Linked DNA regions of Homo sapiens: region 2 is linked to region 1. A link is an interaction called in ENCODE POLR2A ChIA-PET data of the cell type or tissue named here. Cell type or tissue: PC-9. All regions are shown on one strand. Links, peaks and the distances in the headings refer to the core of each region. The heading gives the core; the rest is flanking DNA. Region 1 overlaps RPAP2 (RNA polymerase II associated protein 2). Region 2 has its middle 47 kb from the start of DIPK1A.

Evidence for each region. ChIA-PET counts read pairs that join two places held together with the same protein. Peaks named below come from ENCODE experiments on the same cell type or tissue, not always from the same donor. Only the 100,000 strongest peaks of a DNase experiment are listed, where the experiment ranks them.
Region 2: POLR2A ChIA-PET joins it to region 1 with 5 read pairs; 1 of 35 experiments calls an interaction of 5 or more read pairs at or near these places.

The regions. Positions count from the first base shown.
Region 1 is chr1:92,398,025-92,400,940 of GRCh38, reverse strand. It overlaps RPAP2 (RNA polymerase II associated protein 2), which reads right to left. Exons shown (of 13, transcript NM_024813.3): 13 at 1-2,916. Among named protein-coding and RNA genes, the nearest start is that of GFI1, 87 kb to the left of the region's middle. In PC-9, for the core only: no CTCF peak of the experiment used is centred there; a DNase peak (open chromatin) is centred at 1,720.
Region 2 is chr1:93,006,640-93,009,555 of GRCh38, reverse strand. No RefSeq gene overlaps it. Among named protein-coding and RNA genes, the nearest start is that of DIPK1A, 47 kb to the right of the region's middle. RefSeq lists a silencer at 1,010-1,304. In PC-9, for the core only: no CTCF peak of the experiment used is centred there; a DNase peak (open chromatin) is centred at 1,415; H3K27ac peaks cover 1,172 bases.

The DNA.
Region 1 (2,916 bases), core at 302-2,801:
GTTTCCTGAGGCTTTCCCAGCCATGTGGAACTGTGAGTCAATTAAAACTCTTTCCTTTATAAATTACCCAGTCTGGGGTATTTCCTTATAGCAATGTAAGAATAGACTAATACACTCTCCCATTTGGTAAATTTTCCTTCTCTGCCCTAGAGGATTTCCGAGAGAAATTCCTAAAGCCACAGAGTTCTTTTTCCAAACTCTTTTTCCAGCCTCTAAAGGGCTGCTTGGTGGGTTCACGGTCTCCCAACCTAAAACTAATTGTGAAGGCTCCAAACAGAAAAATTCTGGACCTTAAAACCAATGCGTGGCTGGCCACAGTGGTTGACACCTGTAAGCTCAGCACTTTGGGAGGCCAAGGTGAGAGGATTGCTTGAGGCAAGGAGTAACATAGTGATTGAGACCTGGGTAACATAGTGACACCCTGTCTCTAAAAAATATAAAATTAAAAAAAATATTAGCTGGGTATGGTGGTACGTGCCTATAGTCCCAGATACTCTGGAGGTTGAGGTGGGAGGATCGCTTGAGGCCAGGAGTCTGAGGCTATAGTGAGCTATGACTGTCACTGTGCTCCAGCCTGGGTGACAGTGAGACCCTGTCTCAAAAAACCCCACAAAACCAAACCAAGGTATACTCTGACTCCAACCAGGATCCCCTCCGTAAACTCAGCTTTCCCTCTGGCGGTGACCCTTGTTCTGCAAAGGAAGCCAGGGTGAAGGGGAGGGAATCTCAGTTTAACTCACTCACAGAGGGTGGCTTCCCTAATCCCAAGTGGGTTTTGATTGAGTCCTGTTTTAGCTCCCTCTCTCTCTCCAGAGCTCATTGGGCTTTTTGTTGCTTAGTTAGATGAGCCATAGACAAGGAGTTTGAGACCTGGGTTTTAGCAACTGCTCTGCTAAAACTGGCTGATCTTGTGGAAGATAAACCTCATTGAGTCTTAGTTTGTGCTTTTTTTAAAGTGAGATATTTAGTTAGACTAGTGATTTTCAAACTCTTTTTCCTAGTAGCAAGACTCTTTGTACGAAGAAAATCTTATCTGGATGCCCAACCCAGACAAGAGAGGTTAAGAGTCATTCTGGTTGACTTTGAAGGTGGACTGTCTTTTCTCCCATTGTGGCCATAGTGAAAGTGACTCTGTCTAAAATTTAGTGTATTTTTTCCCCCCAAAGATGGATAATGTGTTAATGGGACGATGTGAGAAGGATAAGAGGTAAGGATGTGGGAGTGAGCAAGGTGACAGATCATAGGCTATGCTTTTTCATATAAAAAATGAAGATGGGTATTACAGAAGATATTACTAAATTGTTTCTCTGAAAAGTCTTATAACTTATGACATGAAACTACATTAAATTATATGTGTCAACTTCAAAACATTACAGTACCTGAAGTGGACACTGCTTTGGCTGTATGACCCCAGTAAGGTAGGGTCAGATGGGCATCTAGGGGACTGGCTTTTCCTGCTTATCTAAGTGATAGAAGTTTTCACTGTTAAAACTTCATTTTATTGCTCTTATTTTTGTCACAAGTCCTTATGAGCTTGGTTGGGTGAAGGGTCACCCAGAAAAGAACCAGCTTCCACTTTCTTTAATTATGCAAACTAGAGCTAGGTGACTGAGAACTTGCTTTTGGTCTGCAAGACATAGGGAGTTTTGCAAGCCCCAAGGGAGTCCAGAATTTCCTGAACATGTTGCAAGGTGGCTGGATGGCTTTCTTCTGAAGTCATGCAATATTGTCCTTCACTTTGGTTATGACTGCAGAGGTGCTGGGAAGCAAAATGAAAACTATCACCTTGAAGCAGGCTTTTCTTCATAGGCCCCAGAGGTGAGGCCAGCTCATTTAAAGGGAATGGCTTGTGCTGCTGCTTTCATCTAAAGGTATTTTGATCCAATTCCACCTCCCAGCTCCTTTATTGGTAATGTTTTCCAAAACACAGTATTTTTGCTGAGGGAAGGACAGGCAAAGGCCTGAACATTTAGAGAGTAGAAAACTGGCTGGGTGTGGACCTTTTACAAAAGTTCATATTTTGCTAGTTTAATTTGGAAAAGGACACATGAATTCTCACAGAAAATGAGCTTTATTGGGGAACAATACATTTCATGAAGGCATTTCTTTATCAGGAATCACACAGGCAGCCCCACGCAGTCACTGCCCCACACCTTATCCTTCAGCTTGTGCTGCACAGGAGAGGAGTGGCTGGGATTCCTGACTAGGGCTTTGATGAGAGTGCATGCACACTGGAGCATGCTTCTTGGCCTGGATGGCAAAGTCCCAGGAGCCAGTCCTAACTCAGACTCTGGCCTGCCTAGGTACATTTCAGATGAAAGTCACCCCTGCTCCTTGCCCCACCCTCAGTCCAACAAAAATGTGCTTCTAGAAATGCTTACTTTTCTTTTTCTACGAAGGGCTTATAATGTGAGGCTACTAAAGATTTTCAGATTTCAGAATAGTACCACTTACCTTGGGCTAGGTTAATTTTTTAGAGAATTGATCTTGTCCCCTAATGAGTAGGAAGATCAACTGGTTTTTGGACATGACTATAAGCAGAAGATGCTAAATAATACCTTAAAAAGACTCCACTGGCCAGGTGCGGTGGTTCACTCCTGTAAACATTTTTTAATTTTTGTGGGTACATAGTAGATGTATATATTTATGGGTTACATGAAATATTTTGGTACAGGCATGCAATGTGTAATAATCACATCAGGATAAATAGGGTTTCCATCATCTTAAGCACTTATCCTTTGTGTTACAAACAATCCAGTTATACTCTTCAGTTATTTTAAAATTTTATTTTTTGAGACAGTCTCACTCTATTGCCTAGGCTGGAGTGCAGTGCCACAATCATGGCTCACTGAAGCCTTGACCGCCTGGTCTCAGGTGATCTTCACCCTCCTGAGTAGCTGGGACTATAGGCGTGTG
Region 2 (2,916 bases), core at 155-2,654, 610 kb before region 1:
TTGCACCAGAAAAAGGTCATGGTCACTGTTTGCGGTCTGCGGCCGGTCTGATCCGCTACAGCTTTCTGAATCCAGAGGAAACTGTTACATCTGAGAAGTATGCTCAGCAAATCGATGAGATGCACCAAAAACTGCAACACCTGCAGCTGGCATTGGTCAACAGAAAGGGCCCAACTCTTCCATGACAACCTCACTTCGTGCGACTTCACGGCGTACAACCAATGCTTCAAAAGTTGAACAAATTGAGCTACGAAATTTTGCCTCACCTGTCATATTCACCTGATATCTTGCCAACTGACTGCCACTTCTTCAAGCATCTCAACAACTTTTTTCAGGGAAAATGCTTCCATAATCAGCAGGATGCAGAAAATGCTTTCCAAGAGTTCGTCGAATCCTGAAGCACGGATTTTTATGCTACAGGAATAAACAAACATATTTCTCGTTGACAAAAATATGTTGATTGTAATGGTTCTTATTTTGATGAATAAAGATGTGTTTGAGCTGAGTTATAATGATTTAACATGCATGGTCTGAAGCCGCAATTACTTTTGCACCAACCTCATAGTATATGTGCTGCTAAAGCGAGCACTTATGTACAAATTTTGGTGTGGATATACGCTTTTTCAATTCTCTTGGTTATATACCCAGAAGTAGAATTGCTTGGTCATAAAGTGGTTCAATCTTAAGGCCAAGGCTCCAGGGAAGATTTTAAGATTTTTTTAAGCAGCAGTTTTAAATTCACAGCAAAATTTAGACATTACAGAGGTTTCCCATATACCCCTGCCCCCACCGGTGTGTAGTCTACCCCATTAACAACACAAGGAAGCTTCTGAATTGTCCATACCTCAGGGTGAATTGTTTCAAGTAGCCAATCAGATTACTTTGGCCTATGAACTTGAGGAAGAATTTTATTTAGGAAGCAGGGGAGCGGGAGGGCAATTTTAGAATTTAGGGCAATGTGGAGAAAGACATTTATATTAGGATTCGTATTATCATGAAAGAAATTGAGCACAATTAGATTAGGCAAAGGGGGAAGTTTTTTGGCAGCCTTTCATAATTGCAGAGGGGATATAGTTGGAATTCCAGGATATCTGGAAGCAGGAGCTCCAATACCACTAACTCTCTTCCTTATCTCTCAGCTTCTCTCAGCATGAGGCTTCATTCTCTCCGCACAGCTTCCTTCATAGCAAGGAACAGGACTGTCAACAGTTCCCCTGCCTCGGTGCTCACAACGTTGTTCCTAGACAGAGACTGAATTTCTTTCCTTAAGCTCCAAGTGAAAAAATCCTGGGGATGGGTGCTGCTTAACTTGGCTTATGGTTTGACCTAGCTTTGACCAGGCTGTGGAAGGCTCTGTGGTCAGTGCACGAAGTATTCTGATTGGCCCAGTTTTAGTCATGTTCCCACCCAAAGACTCATGAATGTGACCAAAGGGCAGGATTTGTAATAACGTGGCAGCTCCTTTTGAACCACATGTTTGTAATGGGGAGAAGAACATGAGTCAGAAGAAAAGGGGTTCCATTACCCAAAGAAGGGAGGAGTTCTGGGCTGGCACACAACAGGTGTCCACCAGAAATGCCTGGGTGGGTTGGCATGACCTTGGGCAGTGTGAGTGCCCTGGGGGCCCAGAGGGGCAAATGGTTGAGAGACAGGTGTTTTTTCTTTTTTTTTAAATGGAGCCTTGCTCTGTCACTCAAGCTGGAGTGCAGTGGTGCAATCTCGGCTCACTGCAACCTCCATCTCCCGGGTTCAAGTGTCTCCTTCCTCAGACTCCTGAGTAGCTGTGACTGCAAGCATGTGCCACCACACCCAGCTAATTTTTGTATTTTTAGTAGAGATGGGGTTTCACCATGTTGGCCAGGCTGGTGTCGAACTCCTGACCTCAGGTGATCCGCCCATCTCGACCTCCCAAAGTGCTGGGATTACAGGCATGAGCCACCGTGCCTGGCCAAGAGAGGTTTAAGTGTAGCAAAAACAAACTCCTGGCAAATTTTTTAAGGGACCCAGAAGTCCTAACAGCCCTGCATAGTCCCCCAAGTAACCTCTGGTTATAGCTTCTGATAATCTAACAAACCACATACTGACTGAGGCCTCTTGCCTTCTGCTACTCAGGTAGCTGGTGAAGGAAATGTACCAATTCCTGACCATTAGCATTTCTTCCTCAAGAGATTAGGTTGTAATGTGAACCACAGGGCCCTAGTGCGGCATTTCATGTCAAAGATCACATTGCACCGATTTGCTCTGCTCTCCTGACATTTTCTGGCTTGCTTCCGCACTGTATTCACAGTGTTTATTGTATTCACATTGAAGGTCACCTCTTTGGAGACCTCCCTTACCCACTTAGGCACCCTCACCTCTATTCTCGTATTTGATTCCTTTTTTTTGTTTTTGTTTTTGTTTTTTTGTGACAGAGTCTCGCTCTGTCACCCCGACTGGAGTGCAATGGTACGATCTCTTCTCACTGCAACCTCTGCCTCCCGGGTCCAAGTGATTCTCCTGCCTCAGCCTCCTGAGTAGCTGGTATTACAGGCACGCGCCACCATGCCTGGCTAATTTTTGTATTTTTAGTAGAGACAGGGTTTCACCATGTTGGTCAGGCTGGTCTCGAACTCCTGACCTCGTGATCCACCCACCTCGGCCTCCCAAAGTGCTGGGATTACAGGTGTGAGCCACCGCACCCGGCCTGATTCCATTTTTAACACATTGATCATTACCTAATATCTATGGGTTTCTCACTTAATATTTTTCTCAACCCCTCTGGAAGAGCAGTGGTCTTCATACTTATTCAGGATAAAATACTGGGAAATCGTGATGCTCTTTGTGACATAATAATGCATTTAATTTTATCTTATGGGATAGGAACAATTTGCTTCCAGAAAAATGGTTGTATGCATGTACTTTTTGGTGAGGCTCTCA